Linked DNA regions of Homo sapiens: region 2 is linked to region 1. Evidence: chromatin loops called from intact Hi-C (ENCODE). Cell type or tissue: breast epithelium. All regions are shown on one strand. Each heading gives the region's core, and the rest is flanking DNA. Links, peaks and the distances in the headings are about the cores only. Region 1 overlaps AQP3 (aquaporin 3 (Gill blood group)). Region 2 overlaps UBE2R2 (ubiquitin conjugating enzyme E2 R2).

Evidence for each region. Peaks named below come from ENCODE experiments on the same cell type or tissue, not always from the same donor. Only the 100,000 strongest peaks of a DNase experiment are listed, where the experiment ranks them.
Region 2: a loop joins it to region 1, with 19 times the contacts of the local background. A loop is called at or near these places in 1 of 110 quality-filtered maps.

The regions. Positions count from the first base shown.
Region 1 is chr9:33,428,797-33,444,134 of GRCh38, reverse strand. AQP3 (aquaporin 3 (Gill blood group)) reads left to right here. Exons shown (of 6, transcript NM_004925.5): 2 at 243-369; 3 at 677-814; 4 at 1,165-1,283; 5 at 1,617-1,834; 6 at 1,924-2,975. The coding sequence ends at 2,092. Among named protein-coding and RNA genes, the nearest start is that of AQP3, 11 kb to the left of the region's middle. RefSeq lists enhancers at 190-1,389, 8,347-8,848 and a silencer at 5,217-5,455. In breast epithelium, for the core only: no CTCF peak of the experiment used is centred there; no DNase peak of the experiment used is centred there.
Region 2 is chr9:33,832,230-33,847,567 of GRCh38, reverse strand. All of the region lies in intron 1 of UBE2R2 (ubiquitin conjugating enzyme E2 R2), which reads right to left. Among named protein-coding and RNA genes, the nearest start is that of UBE2R2-AS1, 21 kb to the right of the region's middle. RefSeq lists silencers at 3,780-3,859, 3,900-3,959. In breast epithelium, for the core only: no CTCF peak of the experiment used is centred there; a DNase peak (open chromatin) is centred at 11,006; H3K27ac peaks cover 1,885 bases.

The DNA of each region.
Region 1 (15,338 bases), core at 3,203-11,202:
AGACCCTGCTTCCAGCCCTTTCCATAGGGCCCTCTCATATTAGAGTTGGGACAGTGGGGTGGGAAGGCATGTGTCCTTTTTCTGGAAAGTGCAATTACAGCAGAAGGGGTTTGGGCTGGGTTCCAGGAAGCGCCTCTAGTCCTCCCAGTGGTGGCGAGTGGGCATGTTGCTGGCTTCACCCCTTCCTTCTGGAGTGAGAGTTGCTGGTCCTCACCCTCCCTGCCTGTTCTTCTTCCTGACAGATGTTTGGCTGTGGCTCCGTGGCCCAGGTTGTGCTCAGCCGGGGCACCCACGGTGGTTTCCTCACCATCAACCTGGCCTTTGGCTTTGCTGTCACTCTGGGCATCCTCATCGCTGGCCAGGTCTCTGGTAAGGCCTTAACCCTGCCCCCAGCCCTTGGCCCTCAATAGCATTCCCACTAGGTGTCCTGGCATTCCTAAGGGCAGGTCACAGCTGTGGCCTCTGCTTTGGCCCCTTGGGAAAGGAGGGTGGAGAAGAAACTTGACACTTAGAACTTTCGACTCTCACCTTGGAATCAGAGATTATCAGCTGACCTGTTACATAGACCAACCGCCATCCTGTGCAAGAAACCCCTCTCTGCACCCCTTCTCAGGGGACCCTAGCCTGCCGACTGTGGCAGGCTGCAGCTAATAGGTCCCTTGTCCCCTCTGCCCAGGGGCCCACCTGAACCCTGCCGTGACCTTTGCCATGTGCTTCCTGGCTCGTGAGCCCTGGATCAAGCTGCCCATCTACACCCTGGCACAGACGCTGGGAGCCTTCTTGGGTGCTGGAATAGTTTTTGGGCTGTATTATGGTAAGCATTCCCCACCCTGTCCTCCTCCACTACCCCCGTCCCTCTGTTCAGGACCTGCTGGCACCAGGCCTTTTGATGACAGACGGCTAGGACCTGCCCAGGCCCCGGGCTCATGACTCACTCATTCACGCACAGGGTCAAGGTAGGGGGCACGAAGGGAAAGAAACAAGTTGGGCAATAACAGAGTCTCAGGCCCTCCACCCCACCCCACGCCACCCCCTCTGCCTGCTGCAATACAGCAGTATTGCTACTTACCCATAACTCATGGGAGGGTGGGGAGGGCACACCTGAGAGGGAAGTCTGGGCTCAGGCCTCTCCCCCGACTCACTGTGTGTCTAATCTGTCACCAGATGCAATCTGGCACTTCGCCGACAACCAGCTTTTTGTTTCGGGCCCCAATGGCACAGCCGGCATCTTTGCTACCTACCCCTCTGGACACTTGGATATGATCAATGGCTTCTTTGACCAGGTATGGGCTGGGGACGTGTGAGGGGAACGCAGGGAGGGGACCGAGTTGCCTTGGTAGCTCATGGGCTGGTTGGGGGACAGGACTCCTCGACTGTAGCAGGGTTTCTCCAATCTGTGGGGTAACCCGCATCAGAACATGGTGGCAAGTACTTACAAAACATGCGGCTCTCCAGCGGGTTCTTGTCACGCAGACATTCTAGCACCATTGCTTTCAGGAGAAGAGCATGGGCGGGCGCTGACAAGAGTTTAAGAGCTAGAGGGAAGACGGGGGATGGAAGGAGGGGTCAGAGAAAGGGAGGGAGCTGCAGCTCACCCTGTTCTCCCCACTCCCCAGTTCATAGGCACAGCCTCCCTTATCGTGTGTGTGCTGGCCATTGTTGACCCCTACAACAACCCCGTCCCCCGAGGCCTGGAGGCCTTCACCGTGGGCCTGGTGGTCCTGGTCATTGGCACCTCCATGGGCTTCAACTCCGGCTATGCCGTCAACCCTGCCCGGGACTTTGGCCCCCGCCTTTTTACAGCCCTTGCGGGCTGGGGCTCTGCAGTCTTCACGTGAGTACAGCCCCCACCCAGCTCACCCCAGCCTGCCTCTCCTCTGCCCTGCCCCCCATGTCCCTGACTATGAGTGTCTGTCCCCCCAGGACCGGCCAGCATTGGTGGTGGGTGCCCATCGTGTCCCCACTCCTGGGCTCCATTGCGGGTGTCTTCGTGTACCAGCTGATGATCGGCTGCCACCTGGAGCAGCCCCCACCCTCCAACGAGGAAGAGAATGTGAAGCTGGCCCATGTGAAGCACAAGGAGCAGATCTGAGTGGGCAGGGGCCATCTCCCCACTCCGCTGCCCTGGCCTTGAGCATCCACTGACTGTCCAAGGGCCACTCCCAAGAAGCCCCCTTCACGATCCACCCTTTCAGGCTAAGGAGCTCCCTATCTACCCTCACCCCACGAGACAGCCCCTTCAGGATTTCCACTGGACCTTGCCCAAATAGCACCTTAGGCCACTGCCCCTAAGCTGGGGTGGAACCGGAATTTGGGTCAATACATCCTTTTGTCTCCCAAGGGAAGAGAATGGGCAGCAGGTATGTGTGTGTGTGCATGTGTGTGCATGTGTGTGCATGTGTGTGCAGGGGTGTGTGTGTGTGGGGGGGGTTCCCAGATATTCAGGGCAAGGGACCAGTCGGAAGGGATTCTGGCTATTGGGGGAGCCCAGAGACAGGGGAAGGCAGCCTGTCCATCTGTGCATAAGGAGAGGAAAGTTCCAGGGTGTGTATGTTTCAGGGGCTTCACATGGAGGAGCTGCAGATAGATATGTGTTTCTGTGTATGTGTATGTCTGCCTTTTTTTCTAAGTGGGGGCTTCTACAGGCTTTTGGGAAGTAGGGTGGATGTGGGTAGGGCTGGGAGGAGGGGGCCACAGCTTAGGTTTGGAGCTCTGGATGTACATACATAAGTAGGAGCAGTGGGACGTGTTTCTGTCATAATGCAGGCATGAAGGGTGGAGTGAAGTCAGGTCATAAGTTTCATGTTTGCTTTTGTTTTGTTTTGTTTTTAATGTATGTAGCAGATGTTACAGTCTTAGGGATCCGGGATGGGAGACCCCACTTTAGAAAGGGTCGTCACTCCTTTAATCCTCTACTCAACAATGTACTCTTTTACTTTTATATTAAAAAAAATAAAATAAATATGTGCCTAAAACCTCCAGTTGTGCAAATATCTTTCTGCTTGCTCTGCTGCTTTTCTGGGGCCAGTTAAGGAGCTTCCGCATGCCCACACTGACCCAGGGTGCCCGGCTGAGTGTCTGATCTGGTCAGGTTACCCTGGGGGTCATACAGAGAGGTTAGAGAGCCTCTTCACCAAGGCTCTCAGTTTGAACTCAGTGGTCCCAAACTTTCCCCCAAGTTTCCGTCCTCATGGGTACCCCCAGCATAATGAATGGAATCTTCTTCCCAATCCCTGTACCCACACATCACCCCAGAAAGGCTTGAGCCCTATGCAGGGAAGATCTTGCTGCAGAGCTACCCAATGGGGAGAACTGCTGCCCAGGAGGTGGTGAGTTCCCTGTTCCTGGAGGAGACCCATCAGACTGGGAACCTGTATTGTCCTCCACAACCTGCAGCTATTCAGGCTCCATAACCTCCACCCAGACCTTGGCCACAGCCCCCCTGGCAGCCTCCCTGCCTCCAGGCCTGCCCCAGTCAGTCCACAAAGCAACCAGAGGGATCTCTTCAAAACCTCTGCTGAAAGTGCCCATCTGGAGACCATCCACAATGCTCCATCTGGCGTTCAGGACCTCCAGGTAGGGTCAGGAGCCTACCCCTCCTCTCACATGGCTCCATCCACCTCAGCCTACTTTATGTGTTTCTGTGTTTTTGTGTCTTCAGACTTTGCTCCAAAGTCCCAACTCACATCTTTGCTCATTAAAGTCCTCATGATCTGCTTTAACGCCTCTTCCTCCGGGAAGCCATCCCTGCTCTGCCTCACTCTTCCAGCAACTTCTAGTCAGCTGTCTTAAGTGCCAAGACCCGCAGTTGCGTTCACGCTCATCTCCCCTTCTGCTTCATTTCTTCAGTCATTTCTTCACTTCTACAGAGGCACCTCTGTGCCCAGTAAGGCAGGGGGTTGGAAGACTGACTCTGGCGCTCTGACTTGCCCAGAAAAGCAACGGGCTCGGCACACCTGAGAACAGGAAGCTTTTCTCATTTGCTTCTTCCTTACCATACCCTCCTCAAGTTTCATCAAGGGAAACTTCATGCAATACAAGGGAAGGCATCCCCTACCCAATCCCTCCTCTGAGCGAACCCCATGGGAGCCAGAGGATCCCTGGGTGTGGCAGGCGAATTGTGGTTTTTAGAAGCTAAGCCAGCTTTTGCTCTCCAGCCTTCACAGATGAGATCATGGTCCAGAGAGGGCGGGTGGCAAACACAGGGTCACACAGCCAAGAATCTGCCTACGGAGGTGAGGGCAGGAGAAGGCAATACCATTTTAGGTTTCTATCCCTTCTTTGTCCCCAGCTCCCAAGAGGCGTGTCTGGAATGCTGGAGGGACCTGAGCCAGAGGGAGTGTCCCCTTCCCAGGCCCTGGGGGGAGGAAGGGCAAACCTTGGGAGGGGAATACGGCTGCAGAGGGTCATTCCAGCCACACCAGTCCCACCTGGGCTGCCCTCACCTTGCTGTCCTCCCCAGCATGCCCCATGTCCTTCTGTCACCCATTTCTCTCAAATCCTGCTGCTGACCCTGACCAGTCAGCCTAGGGGGTGTTGGCAGCACTTTTGGTGCTGCCACCTGGCCCAGCAAGGATTCTCTAGCTGGGTGACCTTGGGGTAGTCATGTTCTTTTCCTGAACCTCCCTTATCTGTGAATTGGGAGATATTGAGAGGAGGAAATAATGGAAGATGATTCATGGAAAGGACTTAACACAGTGATTAGCAGATGGTAAATCCTCAATAAATGTCACCTCATGATTTTTCCTGCAGAACCAGAGATGGGGGTGGGGAGGCAGTGGAGGGAGGATGCTAAAGGCTGTTTTTTTTAAAGGTCATTGAATTCAATATCCTCTTCCTCCTCAGATTCCTTCCATGGATTCTGAATTTCCCGAGAAAGGGGAGGGAGGAAGTGTGAGGGCGATAGCGTGCTGTGTCCTGACTTCAGAAGGCTCTTGGGAGAGATGGAGGGGAGACAAGAGGGGCTCACACACAGGATGCAGGGCAAAGAAGCACGTGGCCGCAACCAAGGGAACGTGTTGCCTGGAGGGTCAGGCCATGTGAGAGAGGGTAAGGCCCGGCCAGGACCAGGAGCAGTGGGTCAGGGCAGGGGCTGAAAGGGACATGAGCCAGGCAGCAGCTGTGTCACCCCTCCAGGGGTAGAAGGGAAGCTCCCCACCTCCTCACCCCACCTCCAGGTGTACCTTCCACCAGCAGTTCTGGCTGTCAGAAAGTTCTAGCAAAACAACTCTTCATCTCCTTTAGGAAGGTGTCTTCTCCCGGCCGGGCACGGTGGCTCACACCTGTAATCCCAGCACTTTGGGAGGCCGAGGCGGGCGGATCACGAGGTCAGGAGATCGAGACCATCCTGGCTAACACGGTGAAACCCTGTCTCTACTAAAAAATACAAAAAACTAGCTGGGCGTGGCAGCGGGTGCCTGTGGTTCCAGCTACTCGGGAGGCTGAGGCAGGAGAATGGCATAAACCCAGGAGGCGGAGCTTGCAGTGAGCCGAGATCGCACCACTGCACTCTAGCCTGGGCGACAGAGCAAGACTCCGTCTCAAAAAAAAAAAAAAAAAGCCGGGCGCAGTGGCTGACGCTTGTAATCCCAGCACTTTGGGAGGCCGAGGCGGGCGGATCATGAGGTCAGGAGTTCGAGACCAGCGCGGCCAACATAGTGAAACCCCATCTCCACTAAAAATACAAAAATTAGCTGGGCGTGGTGACACACGCTTGTAGTCCCAGCTACTTGGGAGGCTGAGGTGGGAGAACCGCTTGAACCCAGGAGGCAGAAGTTGCAGTGACCTGAGACCATGCCATTGCACTCCAGCCTGGGTGACAGAGTGAGACTCTGTCTAAAAAAAAAAAAAAAGGAAGTTATCTTCTCCCATTCCATGTAATCCATTTTCTGGTGAGGACATGAAGGGAGAATTGCATCCCCTATCTCACCTCTGTCCCTTCTTCCTGTGCTGAGCCATCTCCACAGCCCACTTTGGAGGAGCTCATGTTTCCTTAAAATTCAGATCTGCTTGGGTTAAAATCAGTCTCTGTGAAACTTGAGCTTGGTTCCTGTTTCTTAGTGTGCCTGCCTCAGTGTGTGTGTGCACCCAAGCAAATGCACTTAGTGTTTCTGGTTGTGCCTTTCTTTCAATGTATCTGGTTATGTCTCTGTGGGTCCAAACCTCTGGCAGACCATGTCTCTGTCTCTTTCCGAGTATCTCTTACTGCCTGACTCTTTGTGTCTGGGTCTTTCTTTTATTATTATTATTATTATTATTTTTGAGATGGAGTTTCACTCTTGTCATCCAGGCTGGAGTGCAATGGTGTGATCTCAGCTCACTGCAACCTCTGCCTCCTGGGTTGAAGCAATTCTCCTGCCTCAGCCTCCCGAGTAGCTGGGATTACAAGCACATGCCACCACGCCCAGCTAATTTTTGTATTTTTAGTAGAGACAGGGTTTCACCGTGTTGCCCAGGCTGGTGTCGAACTCCTGACCTCAGGTGATCCACCTGCCTTGGCCACCCAAAGTGCTGGGATTACAGGCATGAACCACAGTGCCCAGCCTTGTGTCTGGGTCTTTCTTTGTGTACCTCTGAGTGAACATCCTGGACTGTGACCCTCAGATCACATCTCTGCATGTTCCTCTGAGCCCCTCTCTCAGTGTACTTTGAGTACACCTCCATGTACTCAGTGCATATCTCTGCCTGCCAGCCAAGTCTCACTTGTGTTCCCCTAGGGCAGGCCTCCTCCTTAATTCCTGGTAATGAGCTCCCTCCTTCCTCTTTCCTCTTGATTTTGTTTTTCTGAAAACCTAGGTGGGGCACTTCTAGGCTTGGGGAAACGTGGGTGGGGTAGAGTTGGGTGGGGTGGGAAGGGGAGAAGAGGGACTACTCCACCCAGTACAGGGACCCCAGGGGCCAGAGACAGCCTGGATCCCCGAGGAACAGTTTGTGAGGTTGCTGGCCTAAGCAGGGCCTCGAACCTTCTGGCTGGGAGGAGGGAGCCTGTCTTGCGGGTAGGACCCCTGAGCTATGGGCCCTGGGAATGTGGTAGTACAAAGAAAGGAAATATGGAGATGGAGACCCTGGGGCCACCAGGGAGACTGGAAGGAGGCTTCCTGGGTAGAACCTCGGAGTCTGACGGGGGCAGGGGAATGAGTGCGTCTGCCCCCAGCTAGGGATGGGCTCCTCAGGGACTCAGCATCTCCATGTCCCGGGCTTTGGCTTTTGGTGCCAGGTTTGTCTGAGGTAAGGGAGGGGGTGGCAGTGGAAACACAGAGGATGTGTCTGGTCTGGGCACCTAGGCTGTGGAGGGTGCCAGGAGGGGACACCTCCTCTTTGTGTAAAGGCAAAACTAGAGTCTCATCTAGAGTCACAGAGCAGAGCGGCAGAGCCTGCACTAGACCCCAGTCTTCTCAATCCCTTCCCCAGAGAGCATTTCGCAACATCTCAGGGAGTAGGGCTCTGAATGCAGATTACCTAGGTTCCAAACGAGCCTTTCCCAGCCACGGGATCTTGGGTGGGTGGGAGTCTCCATCTGCTCCAGATCCAATCCCTATCCTGTTCTGTGTCTCAGGAGGCTAATCTCTACGGGCGGGGCGGCATTCCCGGGGCCTTCTTGCCCTCAGGCTTCCAGCTGGGTTTGGCAAATGGGAGACACAGCTAGGAAACCAGAGGGCAGGAAGGGTGGGGGGATAAAGGTCAGGCTATTCACGCCTTTTCCAGGGCTCTGGTTTTTCCTGCATTCTAGAACACTGCTCTCCCCTTGCCTCTTCTGGCTGAGGGGGAACGGCTGCTGTTGGTTAGTCCCCAAGCCGTCCCTGGTTGGTCCCCTTGACTCTACCGCCACCTCTGTAAATAGTCCCTCCTCAGGCTCTCTTCAGTGAAGCCTCAGAGGACACTATCTGTGCCTGCGGCATCCCTGACTGATGTCACCTCTCTGAATATCAGTTTCTTCCTCTGTGAAATGGGGATAGTAATAGTATCTACCTCATTAGGTTGTGCAAGGCGGGGTAAGTGGATTAACACACGCATCAGAACAATGCCAGATGTGGCAGGAAGGGCTTTGGAAGTGCAGGCTATAACGATGGTGACGATGACTCCTTCTGAGCTCCCTATGTACCGTGGGGAAGGAAAGCATGAAGACAGGCTTGCAAGTGACGCCTGATTCCCCAAGGCCATCTGCTCTAGTTCCGGGAGCTTGGAGCTTCTGTGGGGCCTTAGTCAGCCTGGGAGTTAAGCCCCAGTCCCTCCAGCTTCAGTGGAGTCAGCTTTCCCCAGGCAGCCTGGGCTTAGGGGAGATGGAAGCCAGAGACTCTTTCCCACCCTGGGTCCTCTCCAGAAAATTCAGGCTCCTGAGAAAGGGAGGGCTGGGCATCCCATCCCGTCGTGGGGCTCAGGGGATATGGTAGGGGTTGAGAGTGGTGATGGCGATGAAACGGGTTCACAGGGTGGTGTATGTGGCATCATGGCCAGGAGGCAATCCCAGAAGGTTGAGGGCACAAGCAAAAATCCCAATCTGTGTTTACTAATCTTGTTTCACAGCCTCCTATCAGGAAGTTCTTTCTGAGGTCTCATTGACATCCCACTTTAGCTCCTCAAGAACAGGGCAGAAACCAGGACAATTGCAGTGACTCTGGGGACCTCTTCCAGCTCTCACCAACACACTGAGAGACCCAGCAGCTTTGGGAGCCAGAAAAGGATCGGTGCCCCTTCCCAGCCCCGTGTATGGCCAAAGCACACTAGGGGACACTAACCGGCACGTCTTAGGGACAGCTGAGATTGACAGTGGGGTGGGGTGATGAGTGGGCTGCAAACCAGCCACCCTGACTCCTCTAGGGGCCCCCACCCTCTATTGCCTTGGTCATACCTCCAGGTCAGAGTGAAATATAATGGGCGAAGAAGGAATGGGTGGCATCGTCCCCTGCTTCTAGAGATCTCTGGGGATAAAGCCTTAAACCAGATCCAATTGCCTTGGCCAACTTCTTTGGTCTCTTGCGTCGGGGAAGCTGTTTCAGGGACAATCCCATGGCTCTGTGGTCTCTGCCTTTTTCAGAAGCTCCTGTGAGGAGCAATGGGTTCTTGTCACACTTCCTGGCACGGCTTAGTGCTGAAGAGGTCTGTTTGGGAGAGGCTGGGGGGGACCCTGGGAGCCCCGATAATCATCTTGTTATGGTCAGCTGCTCGTCTCCATGGAGATGCCCCCCACAGCCAGGGAGGCACCTGGAATGTCTGGCCACCAGCCCGTCCTTCGCCTCTCGGTCCAGGGTCACTGCCAGGGCTGGGCTGGAAAGCAGCTGAGAGAGAGGAGGAGGCGGCCTGGCTTGAGGTGGGAGGTGGGCCGTGGGCCGCAGTCTCAGGGTGCTCGTTCCTGACAGAGGCAACTTTTAGCTGGGGGATCCCCACTTCCATGTTGGGGTGGGGAGGGGAGAGTGATCCCTGGCCTGTGGACAAAGTCTTCCCTTATCGGAAGATGGGCTTACAGCTTAGCCACCTTCGACCCTTGGAATGCATATGTGCCCACATGCACGTGAGGGTGTGTCTTTGACTGATGAGGGACTGAGGCTTTGCACACCCTCACACAAAATCATGCACACCCACACTGGCTCATCCACACCCCCACACATGGCACACTCACTCCATACTTGACCCAACTACAGTCAAACAAGCCCTGACAGCGACTCTCACTCATTACACACACACGCTCAAACACACTCAGATACACACCCACACTCCACATCCTTATATTCACACAGCCTTACACTCTCAGGGGCACTCACACCCGAATACACACTCACCCACACTCCTACCTTGTGGGGCCAGAAGCCACACATCTATGTACTGAGTCGGACAGAGCGGCAGTGTGTGTGGAGGTGGGCACAGGACTGGGGGTACAGGATTGGGGGTTGCGATATTCCAAACAAGACACGGAGGTCAGGACGTGGGATTGGGAAGTCTTTAGGTTTTGAGATCACAACCCAGATTTTCAGAGCAAGTGGTCAGGAAGCGGGAGGTCTGTAGACTGTGGCTGAGTCTGAGTGCCTGGGTAGGCACACACCATAGCTGTTGACAAATACTTGCTGAATAAGCGAACAGCAGGATAGACTAAAACTTCTGATTTCTAACTGGTAGAGCAGCCACTGTCTCACAGTTTAGAAACTCAGGCACGAGAGTCAGGGCCATCTTACCCTCTGAAGTCAATGGATCCACACCGTTACTGCAGTTCTGCAGAGCAGGTAGCTGAGTCTCAAATACAGGTGACTTGCACGAAGCTACTGGGTAAGGCAGTGGCCTGTCCAGGCCTGGGTCCCCAGTCTCAGAGTACATCTTCTAAGCCCAGAGACATCTGACTGTAGAGAGAAGCCTTGGCGGGTCCAGCTGCCAGGGGCGGAACAGAAAGTGACAATGCTCTGTGCTGTCCCAGGGATGTGGACTCCCGCTAGGAAAGAGGAGGACCTGTAGGGGATGCCTTGAGGGGCACAGGGTTGAAGAGGCCAGCAGACATCTGCAGAAGGGCTCCTGGAAGAGTCTCATGTGGAAAAGAGTATCTCCTGGCCTTTCTACTAGAGAGCTTGTTTATTTTGTAATTATTACTAATTTATTTTGAGATGGAGTCTTGCTCTGTTGCCCAGGCTGGAGTGCAATGGCATGATCTTGGCTCACTGCAACTTCCCCCTCCTGAGTTCAAGCAATTCTCCCACCTCAGCCTCCCGAGTAGCTGGGACAACAGGCGCCTGCCACCACACCCAGCTAATTTTGTTTTGTATTTTTAGTAAAGACAGGGTTTCGCCATGTTGGCCAGGCTGGTCTCGAACTCCTGACCTCAAGAGACCTGCCCTTCTCGGCCTCCCAAAGTGCTGGGATTACAGGCGTGAGCTACCGTGCCCGGCCCTTATTTTATTATTGATTTTTTTTTTTTTTCTTGAGACAAGGTCTTGCTCTGTCACCCAGGCTGGAGTGCAGTGGCACGAACACAGCTCACGGCAGCCTCCATCTCCATTAGTGATCCTCTCACCTCAGCCTTCTGAGTAGCTGGCACCACAGCTACGCGCCACCATGCCTGGCTAATTTTTCAAATTTTTTGTAGAAATGGGGTCTTGCCATGTTCCTCAGGCTGGTCTTGAACTCCTAGCTTCAAGCGATCCTCCCACCTCAGCCTTCCAAAGTGCTAGAATTACAGGTATGAGCCACAGCACCTGGCTCATGTATTTCTTTATTATTTCATCAAACATTTATTGGCCAGGCGTGGTGGCTCATGCTTGTAATCCCAGCACTTTGGGAGGCCGAGGTGGGTGGATCACCTGAGGCCAGGAGTTCAAGACCAGCCTGCCCAACATGGTGAGACCCTGTCTCTACTAAAAATGCAAAAATTTGCCGGGTGTGGTGGCACGCACCTGTAGTCCCAGCTACTTGGGAGGCTGAGGCAAGAGAACCTCTTAAACCTGGGAGGAGGAGGTTGCAGTGCGCTGAGATCATGCCACTGTACTCCAGCCTGAGTGACAGAGTGAGACTCCGTCTCAAACAAAACAAAACAAAACAAAAAACATTTAAGCATCTTTTTTTAGTTTTTTAAATTTATTTTTATTTTTTATAGGCAGGGTTCCATCTGTTCTGCAGGCTGGAGTGCAGTGGTGTGATCCCAGCTCACTGCAACCTCAACCTCCTGGGGTCAAGTGATCCTCCCACCTCAGCCCCCAGAGTAGCTGGGACTATAGGTGTGTACCACCACACTGAGCTAATTTATTATTTTTTTCTACTTTTTGTAGATATGGTGTCCCCCTATGTTACTCACACGGGTCTCTAACTCTTGAAGTGAGCCTTCTGCCTTGGCCTCCCAAAATGCTGGGATTATAGTCATGAACCACCTCGCCTGACCACGCACTTTTTTTTTTTTTTGAGATGGAGTTTCGCTCTTGTTGCCCATGCTGGAGTGTAATAGTGTGATCTCGGTTCACTGCAACCTCCGCCTCCCGGGTTCAAGTGATTCTCCTGCCTCAGCCTCCTGAGTAGCTGGGATTATAGGTGTGTGCCACCACGCCCAGCTAATTTTTGTATTATTAGTAGAGATGGGGTTTCACCATATTGACCAGGCTGGTCTCGAAATCCTGACTTCAGGTGATCCTCCAACCTTGGCCTCCCAAAGTGCTGGGATTACAGGTGTGAGCTTCCAGGCCCGACCTCCCAAGCACCTATTTTTCAATGCCAGGTTGGCCATGGTAAGCACCAGAAATACTATGATGACTAATATCTTATATAATATTGTGATAAGATATACCACAATATTAGGTAAAAAGCATCTGGATGCCAGTAAGAGGAAATTTGACTCAATGTGGCTTGGGCAACGGTGGTAAATGGCTCACATAACTGAACAATTTAGAGGAAAACTTCACTTGAGGCTTGATCCAGCATACATGTCCTTTCTGTCTCTTCTGTCTTCCTTCCATGCTGTCAGCCTCATCCTAAGGCTAGATTCTCTGTGGTTTCAAGAGAGCTGGCAGTGGCTCTCGGGCCACATGCTTCCTTGTTAATGTTCAGCAGGGAAGATGGAACATCTTTGTCACTAGCTGTTCCAGTAAACACCCTAAGGTACACTCTGATTATATCAGCTTGGTCATGGGCCCATCCCTCATGTTTCCCACCTCTGGTCCCAAGAGAGATGTCAACTTCCTCTGAAAAAAATGGATTCCCAAATAGAAACTGAGGACTGTTCCTGCCTTCATGGAATCTAAAGGCTAATTAGTGGAGGATACTGCAAATACAAGCAACCAGAGGCAATTTGGACAGCATTAAATCAAGCGCGGAGCCCTTTTAAGGCCCACATCACCTTCCCATGCCCCTCCACCTTTATACTGAGTCCTGAAGGATGAGAAGGAATTAGCCTGTGGGCTGATCCAGGGAGAGGTAACAGCTTGTCTAAAAGCCTGAAGGCAGGAGATGAGGGTGACCTGCAAGAGCTGGACAGAGTTCAGTGTTGCTGGAGCTGAGAATGCCAGATGAGACTAGAAGGGTGTGTGGGGCCAAGTTAGGCAGGATCCAGGCCAGGGAGGTTCTGGGGAACCACAGCCTCCTACCGTTCTTGCTTAGTCATCCCTATAAGCTCATCCATCACCAACCTAGGGTGTCAGGAAGGAGTCAACTTGGGACCAGTTGCCACCTTGGATAGAGACCAATGCACACAGTGCAGGGAGGGGCCTGGGTGTCAGGACCTCCAAGTTATTCTGAGACCCAGAGTAATTCCCACTACCACTCTTTACCTCAGTTTCTCCCTCAGTACCACAGGGATGTGGCATGAGATGATTTGAGTCTCAATTTCCTTTCCCAGGCCTAGCATTCTTGGATTATTTTCTAGGGTCCTAACAGCCTTAAATTCAGATGAGAGAGGGCAGGGGGACATTGCATCAGAGGGCAGGGTGTGAGAAAAGGGACAGAGACACAGCTGAAGCAGAGAGATCCTGAAAGCCACACATGAAGCCAGAAGGCAGCAGCAATGGGAGGGGACTTGGCTGTGAGGACCTGGAATGCCAAGTTTAAGAATTAGAGGATGCAAATGAGAGGGGTGGGAAAATGTGTCCAAAATGGTACTTAAGAAAGGTGGATTTAAACAGCAGAAATACACAAAAAACAAACAAACAAAAAACAAAAAAACAAACAGAGGCTGGGTGCTGTAGCTCATGCATCTGTAATCCCAGCACTTTGGGAGGCCGAGGCGGGTGGATCATCTGAGAATAGGAGTTCAAGACCAGCCTGGTCAACAAGGCGAAACTCTGTTCTACGAAAAATACAAAAATTAGCCGAGTGTGGTGGCGGGCACCTGTAGTCCCAGCTACTCGGGAGGCTGAGGCAGGAGAATCGCTTGAACCTTGGAGGCAGAGGTTGCAGTGAGCCAAGATTGCGCTACTGCACTCCAGCCTGGGCAATACAGCGAGACTCTGTCTCAAAAACAACGAACAAACAAACAAACAAACAAACAAAGGTGGGTCAAGATAGTTGCCGGGGGCAGGATTGGGGGAGGTGGGAAGGCTGCTGAGAGATAGTAAGAATTCTGTCCTGAGTGGATCCTGTCAAAGGGGGAAAGGCTGAGGTCCTGACATTTTTGTCACCATCTTGGCCTGGACCCCTGGGTCCCTGAAACATACCGTGGTAACTCAGATGTGTATCTTGCTCTTTTTCTCTGAATTCCACTTGAAAAAGAAGAAAAGGAATCTCTGGCTGGGTGTGATGGCTCATGTCTGTAATCCCAATACTTTGGGAGGCCAAGGTGGGTGAATCACTTGAGCCCAGGAGTTTGAGACCAGCTTGGGAAACATGGTGAAACCTTATCTCTACAAAAAATTAAAAAAAAATTTATATGGGCATGGTGGTGCGTGCCTGTAGTCCCAGCTACTCAGGAGGTTAGGGTGGGAAGATTGCTTGATCCCAGTAGGTCAAGGCTGCAGTGAGCTGTGATTGTGCAACTGCACTCCAGCCTGGGCAACAGAGCGAGACTTTGTCTCAAAAAAAAAAAAAAAAAAAAAAAAGGAAATTGTTTATACATGCTATAACACAGATGAACCTTGGAAACAGTATGCTAAGTGAAAGAAGCCAGTCACAAAAGTCTACATGTTGTATAAAATGTCAGAACAGGCAAATCTATAGTGACAGAAAGTATGTTAGTGGTTGCCAGGGGCTGGGGCAGATGAGGACTGACTCCTAATGGGGCTGAGTTGTCTTTTTAGAGTGATGACATGTTCTGGAATTAGACAGTGATAAAGGTTGCATAACTTTGTGAATACACTAAAAAACCATTAAATTGTAAAATTTAGAAGGGTAAATATTATGGCATGTGAAGAAGTGTATCTCAATAAGAAGGAAGTAACAAACTTCTTTTTTTTTTTTTTGTGACGGAGTCTCATTCTGTCACCAGACTGGAGTGCAGTGGCTCGATCTCGGCTCACTGCAACCTCCGCTTCTCGAGTTCAAGCGATTCTTCTGCCTCGGCTTCCTGAGTAGCTGGGACTACAGGCACGCACCACCACACCCAGCTAATTTTTGTATTTTTTAGTAGAGACAGGGTTTCACCATGTTGGCCAAGATGGTCTCGATTTCTTTTCCTCGTGATCTGCCTGCCTCGGCCTCCCAAAGTGCTGGGATTACAGGTATGAGCCACCGTGCCCAGCCCTGGAAGTAACAAACTTCTTTGTTAGTAACAAACTGTGTGGAAAGTTTGGGGAGACAGAGGGAATTTACTTTGGTGGTTTTTTGTTTTGTTTTGTTTTGTTTTTGTTTGTTTTTTTTTTTGAGACGGAGTTTTGCTCTGTTGCCCAGGCTGGAATGTAGGGGCATGATCTTGGCTCACTGCAACCTCCACCTCCCGAGTTCAA
Region 2 (15,338 bases), core at 7,290-15,289, 400 kb before region 1:
AGATAAAGAAGCTCAGTGAACCAAAGGCAGGAAAGAAAACCACACCCATGCACATCAAAGTTTAACTGTTGAAAACAAACACAAAGAGTAAATATTAAAAGCAGCCAAAAGAAAAAAGACATTACTTTAAATGCAGCAATAATAGCATTACTAAAAGAAATTAAGCAAGCCAGGGCCGGGCGCAGTGGCACACGCCTCTAATCCCAGCACTTTGGGAGGCTGAAGCAGGAGATCACTTGAGGCCAGAGTTCAAGACCAGCCTGGCCAACATGCTGAAACCCCACCTCCACTAAAAATACAAAAATTAGCCGGGCATGGTGGCGCATGCCTGTAATCCCAGCTACTCGGGAGGCAGAGAAGGAAAATCGCCTGAATTCGGGTGGCAGGGGTTGCAGTGAGCCAAGATCATGCCACTGCACTTCAGACTGGGCAACAGAGTGATACTCTGTCTCAAATAAATAAATAAAGCCAGAAAACAATAAAATGAAAACTTCATAGTACTGAAAGGGGGAAAAAAACCCAGCCTATAATTTTATATCCAGAAAAAAAAAAACCTTCAAAAAAAAAAAAAGCAAAATAAAGATGTTTTCAGGCAAATAAAAACTGAGACGGGTTGTTGACAGCAGATCTGCACTATAAAAATTATTAAAAGTTCACTAAGCTGAAGGAAAATCTCTCAGATAAAAGTACCACTTCAGGAAGAAATGAGAAACACTGTTAAGGAAAATATGTGGTTAAAATCAAAAGAATAATATTTGTGACACATAAAAACTATATAAAACTCAATAAATAAAGTTTTATTGGAAAACAACCATACTCATTCATTTATAACTTATCTGTGGCTGCTTTAATGCTACAATGGCAGAGTTTAGCAGTTGCAAGAGACCATATGTGGTGTTCTCATCACTTCACACTGCTGCATGATATACTACAAAATTACAGTGATATAGTAGCTATATTTGACAACGTTTTGAGAGCCACACATAATGCTGTACTGGGATATTTTATTTTTTATTGTCATTGCTTAACCCATCATATTAAAACCAAAAAAGAGAGAGAGAGAGAAAAGTGGACTTGAAATGTCATACTTTTAGGCGCAAGGAATGTTTTGTCAAATTAGATGACAAAGCATTGTCTTTATTATGCAATGACAATGTAACTATCCTAAAAAAAATACACTATTCATAGACATTACCAAATTACACTCATCACACAACAGTACCTAACTCACGGGAAAATAGTAGCAAAAAATTAGAATATTTTATTTTATTTTTGAGATGGAGTTTCGCTGTTACCTAGGCTAGAGTGCAGTGGTGCAATCTTGGCTCAGAGCAACCTCTGCTTCCTGGGTTCAAGTGATTCCCCTGCCTGAGCCTCCCAAGAAGTTGGGATTACAGGCTCGTGCCACCACACCTGGCTAATTTTTGTATTTTTTTTTTTTTTTGAGACGGAGTCTTGCTGTCACCCAGGCTGGAGGGCAGTGGCGTGATCTTGGCTCACCGCAAGCTCCACCTCCCGAGTTCACGCCATTTTCCTGCCTCAGCCTCCCGAGTAGCTGGAACTACAGGTACCCGCCACCTTGCCTAATTTTTTGTATTTTCAGTAGAGACGGGGTTTCACCATGGTCTTGATCTCCTGACCTCGTGATCCGCCCACCTCGGCCTCCCAAAGTGCTGGAATTACAGGCGTGAGCCACCGCGCCCAGCCAATTTTTGTATTTTTAGTAGAGACAGAGTTTCGCCATGTTGGCCAGGCTGGTCTCGAACTCCTGACCTCAGATGATCTGCCCGACTCAGCCTCCCAAAGTGCTGGGATTACAGGCGTGAGCTACTGTACCCGGCCTAGAAAATTCTAAATGAAGTATCTTATCACAGTAGAATTTCTTCATAAAATAATGAAAATAAAACAGCAACTAAATTAGGTGGATGGCTCATTTGTTAGCCTATCAAGAACCACTTACTAATGATTAGTTCATTAAATCATGTTTGATTATACCAGTCAAAGAAATGTATCCAGGCCAAGCTGGGTGCGGTGGCTCACGCCTATAATCCCAGCACTTTGGGAGGCCGAGGTGGGCAGATCACGAGGTCAGGAGATCAAGATCATTCTGGCTAACACAGTGAAACCCCGTCTCTACTAAAAAAATAGAAAAAATGAGCCGGGTGTGGTGGCGGGCGCCTGTAGTCACAGCTACTCGGGAGGCTGAGGCAGGAGAATGGCGTGAACCCGGGAGGCGGAGCTTGCAGTGAGCCAAGATCGTGCCACTGAACTCCAGCCTGGGTGACAGAGCAAGACTCCGTCTAAAAAAAAAAAAAAAGATTGTGCCACTGCACTCCAGCCTGGGCAACAAGAGTGAAACTCCGTCTCAAAAACAAAAAAGAAAAAAAGGAATGTGTCCAGAGGAAATAAGATTATTAGCTTTTTGGTGAGAACAGTTGCTCAGCAAGCTGAGGATACTGTAAGCAACATCAACAGTTGATTAAAAACCAAGGCAATGAAGGCAGGGCTTGGTGGCTCACACCTATAATCTCAGCACTTTGGAAGGTCGAGGCAGGCGGATCATTTGAGGTCAGGAGTTCAAGACCAGCCTGACCAACATGGTGAAACCCCGTCTCTACTAACAATACAAAAAAATTATCCAGGCGTGGTGGCACACGCCTGTAATCCCAGCTACTCCGGAGGGTGAGGCAAGAGAATCGCTTGAACCCGGGAGGTGGAAGTTGCAGTGAGCCAAGATCACACCACTACACTCCAGCCTGGGCCACAGAGCAAGACTGTCTCAGAAAAAGAAAAAAAAAGGCAAATGATTTTGAGTGGTTTTCCTTGGCTCTAGAGGACTCAACATATGTTACTGATACAGCTCAGTTGTTTATTTGAGCAGTCAATACAGACTTCGAAGTGACTGAATAATTAGCCTCTCTAATGAATGTTTGGAACAACACCACCAAGAATATTTTCAAACTTGAATAAACACTAATTCAGTTCAACCTTAAATGGAATCTGCTAAAGAAACATTACAACTGATGGTAAAAAAAAAAAAAAAAAAAAAAAATAGATGTGGGACAGCTAGGCGTGGTGGCTCACGCCTGTAATCCCAGCACTTTGGGAGGCTGAGTCGGGCGGATCATCTGAAGTCAGGAGTTCGAGACCAGCCTGACCAACATGGTGAAGACCTGTCTCTACTGAAAATACAAAATCAGCTGGGCATGGTGGCGCACACCTGTAATCCCAGCTACTGGGGAGGCTGAGGCAGAAGAATCGCTTGAACCCGGGAGGCGAAGGTTGCAGTCAGCGGAGATCGCGCCACTGCACTCCAGCCTGGGCGACAAGAGTGAAACTCTCTCAAAAATACTTATATATATGTGTGTGTGGAACAGAAAAAGGCTTATTAATTGGACAAATTAATAAAACTTATGAAAATATAAAATGTAATAAAGTGTTTCAAGCTTATGGTTACTCACTGTATTATTCATCAGCAGGTACTGATGGCAGTGATGTTTTAACTGCAATTTTTTGAGCTTGGGATCAAGACAAATTTTTCTGAAGAAGTAACCTCAACTATCATTATAGAATACTAAATGGCCTTGGAAATCAGCTTTTTTACTGCAAGGTTGATAATACCTCTTAATAGATTTTTAAACTAAAATTATATGACAAATAGCACTTATGTACAAAACTTATGCAGTGGTAAAACCCAAAATATTTGGATGAAAACAAAGGTTGTCTGAATTATAAGTAATGTCAAACATCTCTATAAACTTCCTGTCTTAAACAAAAGTTAAAACAAGAAGTAGGCTGGGCGCAGTGGCTCACGCCTGTAATCCCAGCACTCTGAGAGGCCAAGGCAGATCATTTGAGGTCAGGAGTTCAAGATCAGCCTGGACAACATGGTGAAACCCCATCTCTACCAAAAATACTAAAATTAGCCAGGTGTGGTGGCGCGAGCCTATAATCCCAGCTACTAGGGGGGCTGAGGCAGGAGGATCGCTCAAACCCAGGAGGCAGAGGTTGCAGTGAGCTGAGATCATGCCACTTCCCTCTAGCCTGGGAGACATAGCCAGACTCCATCTCAAAAAAAAAAACAAAAAAGTTAAAACAAGAAGTAAAACCTCCATTTCCAGACAAATTTGCTATGAATGTATTTTCCTTTTTTTCTACTTGCTGCATTACTACTAATGAAGTAAGTTGAGTGATTTTTTTTTTAAAAAGAGGTCTGCTTGCCTGGGCATGGTGGCTCACACCTGTAATCCCAGCACTTTGCAAGCCCAAGGTGGGCAAACCACCTGAGGTTAGGAGTTCGAGACCAGCCTGGCCAACATGGTGAAACCCCATCTCTACTAAAAATACAAAAATTAGCTGGGCGGGATGGCGCATGTCTGTAATCCCAGCTATTTGGGAGGCTGAGGCAGAAGAATCGCTTCACCCCCAGGAGGTGGAGGTTGCAGTGAGCCAAGATCGTGCCACTGCACTCCAGCCTGGGCGACAGAGCAAGACTCTGTCTTAAAAAAAAAAAAAAAAAAAAAAAGTGGTCTGTTTTTTTTTTTTTGTAAACACGGTCTCACAACTGTCACTCAGGCTGCCATGCAGTAGCACGATCACAGCCTGGGCTCAAGCCATCCTCCCACCTCAGCCTTCCAAGTAGCTGGAACTACAGGCATGTGTCATGGCATGTGGCTAGAATATATTTCCTGAGCTCAAATTGCAGCTTCAGCAGTGTTTTTCAGACCTTCAGCCAAGTACAAAAGGAAATTTATATACATCAAAATCCAGTTAACTGTGCAATTGTAGCGCTTCCACGTACTCTTTAATTGGAAGTGATTAATCTACACTACAATGGCATGCTAAAAAGCAAATATCAAGAGAAGAATCTAACAGAATTCTATATACTCCCTCCCAAGCAATAAATATCACAATGAAAATCATATGCCCATGTACTAGTATCTGCATTTAGCAGTACCAATCTGTATGAAGACATTTTCAAAGAGGAAATCTCATTCGAGATCAACATGAGCAATCCATTTTAATGAAAACAATAACCTTATTAAGTGATGCAATTATCCATCCCTCCAAAATTAATTCAATTCTTAATGAGACCTGCATTACCAAAAAAAAAATTTCAATTATTTTTATTTGAATTTTGTCAATACAAATTGGTGGAAATTTATCTTCTCTCTTGTAATATAAATCTGTCACCCCAGGCTGGAGTGCAGTGCCATAAGGCTCACTGCAGCCGCAACCTCCCAGGCTCAGGTGATCCTCCTACCTCAGCCTTCCGCGTATCTGGGACTACAGGTGTGCACCACCATGCCCAGCTAATTTTTTTTTATTTTTGTGGAAACAAGGTCTCACTATGTCACTCAGGCTGGTGGAGAATTCCTGGGCTCAAGTGATCCTCTGACCTCGGCCTTCCAAAGTGCTGGGATTACAAGTATGAGCCACTTTGCCCACCCTAAATATAGTATCTTTAATTTTGCCTCCGGGCCTGCAAAAATTAAAACATCTGCTACCTGGCCTTTTACAGAAAAAGAATGCCAGCCACTGAACTATATAATTACTTACAGAATAAAAACAAATTAAGGTTGAAAGAGAATATTGCATGTAATGAATAATCTGACAAGATAGATATAATACAGATATGATGATGTCGGGGGGTGATGAGGACAGCATACATGAAACAATTTATGCAACTATTCTCAGCAATCACATTGGTTATGGTATTATTAGTATTGCTATTCTGAGACTACTGTGTAATATACGAGAAAACAAGCGAGTAATTAATAATGAGGATATTCTAGTTCATTATTCCCTATCCTTGAGAACCAGAATTTTTAACATGGAAAAATATACACCGATGTATTATAATACAGAAGTGGTTAAGTTTTATAAAAAAGCATGTGTACAGATATACACATATACATATATATCACCCATAACTCTGTCCTAGAAACAATGACAACTCACAGCAGCAATAATCTCTAAGGTCCATATTAGGCGCCCTAAATACCTCTGCCACTAAAACCAGGGCTTGTTGAAGAAATAATAGGTTATAAATCTGGGGTAGAAACTGTAAAAGATAAGCCTGCAACACCTGGTCATACCAGATAGCAAAGATGCTACGAAAACTACAAGAAGTAGACCAAGTCATTCAGGAGTCAACTTGAAGAAGCTCCAACTGGCCAAAGACATAAGGCTGGGCGCAGTGGCTCACGCCCGTAATCCCAGCACTTTGGGAGGCCGAGGCAGGTGGAACACCTGAGGTCAGGAGTTCGAGACCAGCCTGGCCAACATGGTGAAACTCCGTCTCTACTAATAATCCAAAAATTAGCCAGGCATGGTGGCACACGCCTGTAATCCCAGCTACTCGGGAGGCTGAATCAGAATAGCTTGAACCCGGGAGGCAGAGGTTGCAGTGAGCCGAGATCGCACCACTGCACACCAGCCTGGGGGATAAAGCAAGACTTCGTCTCAAAAAAAAAAAAATCAGGCGTGGTGGCAGGTGCTTATAATTCCAGCTACTCGAGAGGTTGAGGCAGGAGAATTGCTTGAACCCGGGGGGCAGAGGTTGCAGTGAGTTGCGATGGCCCCACTTCACTCCAGCCTGGGTGAAAGAGTGAAACTCCATCTCAAAAAAATTAATTAATTAAATTAAATTAAATAGCTGGTTCTCTTAGAGAATAATAGGGAACTAAGTCACTATTTTGAAAAAAGAATAAATAAAGGCAAAGAATCAAGTATATATCCTACCTTTCCTATATAACTGTGCCACTGGATAACTGAACAGCAGGTAAGCAGAAGCATCTCTTAATAAAAGTATTCCAACAAAAAATTTTAAAAAAACCCACACAATTAGAATGTCACTATTTTTAAACCATTGATAAATTAATGGATCTGGGCACTGAGCCCAACAACTGCGGACATGATTTAAAAAAAAGAGAAAACCAGACTTCTGCCTCCCCATGAAAGAACACAACACTGCCTACAGTATTGCTAAAGAGACCGAACCAGAGTCTGACCAAGTCTCTGAGTTCAGTAACCAATTTGCAAAATATACAAGGAATGAAGAAAGATGCAACATGAGTGTACAATCAGTAAAATTCAAACTTTGGTTAACTCTCCCTGGGTTCTTCAACATAAAAACTAAGGAAAAAAAAGGGATAGAGGCATAAACTGTGGTTTAAAAGACATCATAACACTAAATAAAATATAATGTCTAAGAATGTACACGGTGATAAAACTATAAAAGAAAAGGAAATGACTGAGAGAGAGTGAAGTAGTGGTTATTTTTCTTTTTTGGGAGGTGAGTTACAACTGAAATGGAACACATGGATGGCTCCTGGATGGCTGAAAAGTTCTGTTTCTTGAACTGGGGATATGGATATTCGCCTTATTTTTTAAAAAAAGAAAAAGGGGAAAAAGCACTATCTGTATGTTTGTGAAAGAGACGTTTTCTGCTAATTTTACATACAAATATTAAAAGCAACTTAGAAAACATACCTACTTAGTTCATTCAAGCTGCTATACCAAAAGTCATAAACTGGGTGGCTTATAAACAACAGAATTTTTTTTTTTTAAGAGTCAGGGTCTCACTCTGTCACCCAGATTGGAGTACAATGGCACAATCATAGCTCACTGCAGCCTCAAACTTCTGTGCTCAAGCAATCCTCCAACCTCAGCCTCCCAAGTAGCTAAGATTACAGGTAGACCACCACACTTGGCTAACTTATTAGATTTTTTTGTAGAGACAGAATCTTGCTATGTTGCCCAGGCTGGTCTTAAACTCCTGATCTCAAGCAATCTTCCCACCTCAGCCTCCCAAAGTGCTAGGATTATAGGCATGAGCCACCACTCCTAGCTTAAACAACAGTAATTTATTTCTCACAGTTCTGGAGACTGGGAAGACCAAGACACCAACAAATCTGGAGTCTAGTAAGGGCCCATTCTTCATATACGATGCCTTCTTGCTGCATTCTCAAGTAGTGAAAAGGACTAGCTAGCTCTCTGGGGCCTCTGTCATAAGAACACTAATCTCAGGCCCAGCACGGTGGCTCACACCTGTACTCCCAGCACTTTGGAAGGCTGAGGCGGGTGGATCACCTGAGGTCAGGAGTTCGAGACCAGCCTGGCCATCATGGCGAAACTCCGTCTCTACTAAAAATACAAAAATTAGCCAGGTGTGGTGGCAGGAGCCTGTTATCTCAGCTACCTGGGAGGCTGAGGCAGGAGAATTGCTCGAACCTGGGAGGCAGAGGGTGCAGTGAGCAGAGACCCTGCCATTGCAGTCCAGTCTGGGCAACAAGAGTGAAACTCCGTCTCAAAACAAAAACAAAAACACAAACACTAATTTCATTCATGAAGCCAGAGCCCTCACGACGTAATCACCTCCCAAAAGCCAGACCTCCTTATACTATCACATTGGGGATTATGTTTCAACATATGTCTTTTGGGGATACACATTCAGACCACAGCAACTTTTTTTTTTTTTTTTTGAGACAGTGCCTCGCTCTGTTGCCTAGGTTGGAGTACAGTGCCTCGATCTCAGCTCACTGCAACCTCCATCTCCCAGGTTCAAGCAATTCTCCTGCCTTATCCTCCCGAGTAGCTGGGATTACAGGTGCGCTCCACCATGCTCGGCTAGTTTTTGTATTTTTAGTATAGACCAGGTTTCTCCATGTTGGCCAGCTGGTCTCGAACTCTTCATCTCAGGTGATCCACCCACCTCGGCCTCCCAAAGTGCTGGGATTACAGGCGTGAACCACCACGACTGGCCAGACCACAGCAACTATGTAAAACAATAATACTGTTGCTTTAGAGGTTTATAAGAAAATATACCATCAATAGGGCAAAGGACAAGAAGGAGGTAAAGAGCTAAATGTACGGTTCTTGCATTTCCTGGGAAGTAATAAAACCAACTAACATAAACTAAACTGTAGTAAATTAAGAATCCATAATCCACCTGTCTCAGCCTCCCGAAGTTCTGGGATCACAGGCGTGAGCCACCATGCCCAGCCAAGATATACACATTTTATTGTATGTACATACACCTCAATTTAAAAAAAAACTATTAAGCAGATTAACATTAGCAAACATCTCAGGAAAGTTTACCATGAAACACTTAAAATACAACTCAACGTGAAGAAAACAGTCCATGCAGGAAAAGTAAAATGTATTAAAAATGTATATATATATGTACATACATATATATAAACATTATATACGTATACACAGTAGGCCCTCCATATCCCTGGGTTCTACCAACAGTGGATCAAAAATATTCAAGCGAAAAAAAAACAAGAAAAAAAAAACAGTAAAAAAAGCAATAAAAAATAATACAAACTAAAAAATACAGCTAGACTGCCACTGCACTCCAGCCTGGGCAACAGAGCAAAACTCCATCTCAAAAAAATAAATTAAAAAAATAAAGCATATGGGAGAATGTGCACAGGTTAAATGTAAATACTATATCATTTTATATAAGGGACTTGACCATTCAAGATTTTGGTATCAGTGGGGGTCCTTGGAACTCCCCCTATGGATACTGAAGGACAACTGTAAATAATGGCTTATATATGAGACATATAATTACACATACATAAAACTATGTATACTTCTATATAAGCTATATATATTTACCTATATATCTGTATATACATGATGTCTTCAGGGAGTTAATAGGAGAAACGACAACCATGATCAAGACATCAAAACCAAGACATCAAAAACAGAATGTTGGCTAAGCCCAGTGGATCACACCTGCAATCTTAACACTGTAGGAGGAATGCTTGAGCCCAGAGTTTGAGACCAGCCTGGGCAACATATTGAGACACTGTCTCTATTAAAAAACAAGAACAGGCCAGGTGTGGTGGCTCTGTAATCCTAGCACAATGAGAGGCTAAGGCAGGTAGATCAATTGAGCTCAGGAGTTCAAGAACAGCCTGGGCAACACAGCAAAACCCATCTCTACTAAAAATATAAAAATTAGCTGGGTGTGGTAGCAGGTGCCTACAGTCTCAGCTACTTAGGAGGCTGAGGTGGGAGAATCTCTTGAGCCCAGGAGGCAGAGGTTGCAGTAAGCTATGTTCGCACCACTGCACTCCAGCTTAGGCAGCAGAGCAAGAGCAGACCCTGTCTCAAAAAAAAAAAAAAAAAAGAAGCAGCAGCTGCCTAAACTGAAAATAAGAGGCTGGGCACAGTGGCTCATACCTGTAATCACAGCACTGTGCATGGTCGGGGCTGAGATAAGAATATCGCTTGAGCCCAGGAGGCTGAGGCTGCAGTGAGCCTTGATCGCACCCCTGCACTCCAGCCTAAGCCACAAAGCAAGATTCTGTCTCAAAAACAAATAAAGGAAAAAAAAGAGAAAAAGATATGTTAATTAGAAGAATTAATTCAGACTGTTCTATATCCAGATAATGGGTGCTCCCCAAAAAACATGAGGAAAAACATAGAGGAGAAAATATCTTGAAATAATTCAAGAAAATTTCCCAATGCTGAAAAACATGAGTTTAAAAGTACCTACAGCAATGTGAAATTTAAGAAATCAGGGACACACAGAGTCCTGCAAACTTCCAGAAGAAAAAACTCTTCACATACCATGCACAGGATTTAGAACATTCTTGAATTTCAAACATCATCTTTGGAACTAAGAACCCAATACAGTAATGTCCTCGAAATTCTAAAGCTACAGGATTTCCAATCTAGAATTCTATACCCAGCCAAGTAATTTCAAGTATAAAGTTAGAATAAAGCTTCAAAAAATTTACCTGCTAGGCACACTTCCTCAAGAATATATATATATATATTTTTTTTTTTTGAGATAAGAGTCTTGCTCTGTTGCCCAGGCTGGAGTACAGTGGCATGATCTTGGCTCACTGCATCCTCTGCCTCCCAGGTTGAAGTGATTCTCCTGCCTCTGCCTCCCGAGTAGCTGGGACTACAGGCATGTGCCACCATGTCTGGCTAATTTTTTGTATTTTTAGTAGAGATGGGGCTTTGCCATGTTGGCCAGGATGCTCTCAAACTCCTGACCTCAAATGATCTGCGTGCCTCTGCCTCCCAAAGTACTGGGATCATAGGCATGAGCCACCAAGCCCAGCAAAATATTCTAAAATTGACTGTGGTGATGATTGCACAATTCTGACTAAAAACCACTGAATTACAGTCATATGTTGCCTAATGACAGGAATATGTTCTGAGAAATGCATCATTAGGCAATTTCATCATTGTGTGAACATCATACAGCATGCTTACACAAAAATGGTATACTTGTACCTAGATGGTATAGGCTCCTACACATCTAGGCTATATGGTATAGCCTATTGCTCCTAGGCTTCAAACCTGTACAGCATGTTACTATACTGAATATTGTAGGTGAGTAGCTGGGATTATAGGCGCCTCCCACCACGCCCAGCTAATTTTTCTATATTTTTAGTAGAGACAGGGTTTCACCATGCTGGCCGGGCTGGTCTCAAACTCCTGACCTCAGGTGATCCATCTGCCTCGCCCTCCCGAAAGTGCTGGGATAACAGGCGTGAGCCACTGTGCCCAGCCCACAATTCTTATACTATACAAACTTTTAACTTTTTGACCTTTGAAACAACACTTAGCTTCTTAGCTTAAAACGAAATCACACTATACAGCTGTACAAAAATAACTCATATCTTTACTTTCTTCTACAAGCCTTTTTTAGAGAAAGGGTCTCACTCCGTTGCCCAGGCTGGAGTGCAGTAGTGCAATCATAGCTCACTGTAACCTTGAATTCCCAGGCTCAAATGATCCTCCCACCTCAGCCTCCTGAGTAGTTGGGACTACAGGTGCGTGCCACCAGGCCTGGCTGTTTTGTTTTTTTTTTTGTAGAAACGGGATCTCCCTATGTCACCCAGGCTGGTCTTGAACTCGTGGGCTCAAGTGATCCACACACCTCAGCCTCCCAAAGTGCTCAGATTACAGGTGTAAGCCACTGTGCCTGGCCAACTCTGTCTCAAAAACAAACAAAAATTGTAAGGACATATAAAGTTTCCTGCGACATCTTTTGTATTAAGGAAAAGGCTGAAACAACTTAAGTGTCCAGCAATAGAAATGAAGTACAGCATATACACTACACGGCATTTAAAAACTACACTTAGGCCGGGCTCAGTGGCTCAAGCCTATAATCTCAGCACTTTGGGAGGCTGAGGCAGGTGGATCACCTCAGGTCACCAGCTGAAGACCAGCCTGACCAATATGATGAAACCTTGTATCTACTAAAAATACAAAAATTACCCAGGCATGGTGGTGGGTGCCTGTAGTCCCAACTACTCGGGAGGCTGAGACAAGAGAATCACTTGAACCTGGAGACAGAGGTTGCAGTGAGCCAAGATCATGCCATTAAACTCCAGCCTAGGCAACAGAAAGAGATTGGGTCTCAAAAAAAAAAAAAAAAAAAACCTACACTTAGACATGCATGTTCTCTCATGAAAAGATAGCTAAAACATATTCATATTAAGTTTCAAAACATATTACAAACCAGTTTATGTAATATGTTCCCAACATGCATATCTGGAAGGACAAAAAGGAAATACTCATTACTCTGGGAAATGTGATTGTGGGTAATTTCTCTCTTTTTCTATTTGTTTATCAATATTTTCTTTTCTTTTCTTTTCTTTTGTTTTTTTTTTTCCTGAGACAGAGTTTCGGTCTTGTTGCCCAGGCTGGAGTGCAACGGCACGATCTCGGCTTACTGCAACCTCCACCTCCCGGGAACAAGGGATTCTCCTGCCTCAGCCTCCCGAGTAGCTGGGATTACAGGCATGTGTCACCACATCCGGCTAATTTTGTATTTTTAGTAGAGATGGGGTTTCTCCACGTTGGCCAGGCTGGTCTCGAACTCCTGACCTCAGGTGATCCACCTGCTTCAGCCTCCCAAAGTGCTGGGATTACAGGTGTGAGCCACCGTGCGAGGTCTATATTTTCTAATTTTTATATAATGAATAGGTTTTATAAATATAATTAAATAGTAGCTATTTAACAGCTAATATCGTGACAAGGTCATGGAAGATGGTGGACTAAGGAGCTCCAGGAAGGCTGGGCGTGTGGCTCACGCCTGTAATCCCAACACTTTGGGAGGCCAAGGTGGGCAGATCACCTAAGGTCAGGAGTGCGAGACCAGCCTGACCAACACGGTGAAACCCGTCTCTACTAAAAATACAAAAAATCAGCTGGGTGAGGTGGTTTGTGCCTATAATTCCAGCTACTCTACAGCTACTTGGGAGGCTGAGGCAGGAGAGTCACTTGAACCCGGGAGACGGAGGTTGCAGTGAGCCGAGACTGAGCCATCACACTCCAGCCTGGGCAACAGAGCGAGACTCTGTCTCCAAAAAAAAAAAAAGAAAAAAAAAAAGAAGCTCCAAGAATCCGTCACTACACCTAAACAACCACTGAGCTGGTAGGAATTGTCTAAAGTAACTACTGTGGGACTCTAGAGTCTACCAAACATTTACAGCATCCAAAAGAGAACGGCATGATTCACAATAACCCAAAGGTGGGAACAACCCAAGCATCCATCAACAGATGAATTATACAAACAACGGAATGTTATTCAGCCATTAAAAGGGATGAAATTCAGAGACATGCTACAACATGGATGAATCTTGAGATAATTATACTAAGTGAAATAAAACAGACACTAAAGGACAAATATTTTATGACTCCACTTCTACAAGGTGCCCAGAATAAACAAATTCATAAAGACAGAAAGGAGAATTGAGATTACCAGAGAATGAAGGCAAGGGGGAAAAATTAGTTACTATTTAACAGCTTCAAAGTTTCAGTGTGGAATGAAGAAAAAGTTTAGAAAATAGGTCATGATGCTGGTTACACTTCACAGTGAATATACTTAATGTCACTGAACTGTACTCTTAAAAATGGTTAAAATGGTAATTATATGATTCACCACAATCAAAATAAAATGCTATGTCGTAAAATGTAACTGAGAAGTGACAGATGGAGTTTAAATCCTTCTTTTCATATAATCTTCCATTACTTAGAACATTTTTTATTGTTAAGTAATGCTGAAGCTCTTACAAGAAACGACCATATCAGCCGGGCACAGTGGTTCATGTCTGTAATCCCAGCACTTTGGGAGGCCGAGGCAGGTGGATCACCTGAGGTCAGGGGACCAACCTGGCCAACATGGTGAAACCACGTCTCTGCTAAAAACACAAAAATTAGTCGGGCGCGGTGGCTCACGCCTGTAATGCCAGCACTTTGGGAGGCCAAGGCAGGCGGATCACGAGGTCAGGAGATCAAGACCATCCTGGCTAACACGGTGAAACCCCGTCTGTACTAAAAATAAAAAAAAATTAGCCAGGCACGGTGGCATGTGTTTGTAATCCCAGCTACTCGGGAGGCTGAGGCAGGAGAATCACTTGAACCCAGGAGGCGGAGGTTTCACTGAGCTGAGATCGTGCCACTGCACTCCAGCCTGGGCAATACAGCAAAATCCTTTCTCAAAAAAGAAAAACCTCATAATTTTCAAATTAGTAGAATCCAAATTAGTGAGGACTCATTGTACCACACAAATAATAACTCTGAGTCCTCAGAGCCATTTTCCTCATATTTTAAGAAAAAAGAGTAACTTCATTTTCTTCTCACATAGACAAATTTGGTATAAAAACTGCCCTGCTGTGGTCATCTTTTTCTTTAAAAAACTGAATGTGACTATACATTTATCAAAATTCATAGAACTATGTAACTAAAAAGATTAATTTTAATGTATAAATTATACCTCCATAAACCTGACTACTTAAAACTATAATAGAATTTAATTAAAGTTTTGATTCTGAGAGCATTAAAAAAAACCTTGAAAAAATTTAATTAAAGTTCAACCAAAGAGTATTAAATAATTTCTTTCTTTCTTTCTTTTTTTTTTTTTTAGACGGAGTCTCACTCTTGTTGCCCAGGCTGGAGTGCAGTGGCACAATCTCGGCTCTCACCGCAACCTCCGCCTCCCAGGTTGACGTCATTCTCCTGCCTCAGCCTCCCAAGTAGCTGGAACTACAGGTGCTGGCCGCGAAGCGCAGCTAATTTTTTTGTATTTTTAGTACAGACGGGGTTTCACCGTGTTAGCCAGGATGGTCTCGATCTCCTGACCTTGTGATCCGCCCACCTCAGCCTACCAAAGTGCTGGGATTACAGGCATGAGCCACAGCGCCCGGCCGAAAAAATTTGATTAAAGTTCAACCAAAGGGTATTAAATAATTTCTTTTCTTTTCTTTTTTTTTTTGAGATAGATTTTCGCTCTTGTTGCCCAGGCTGGAGTGCAATGGCGCAATCTCAGCTCACTGCAACCTCTGCTTCCCGGG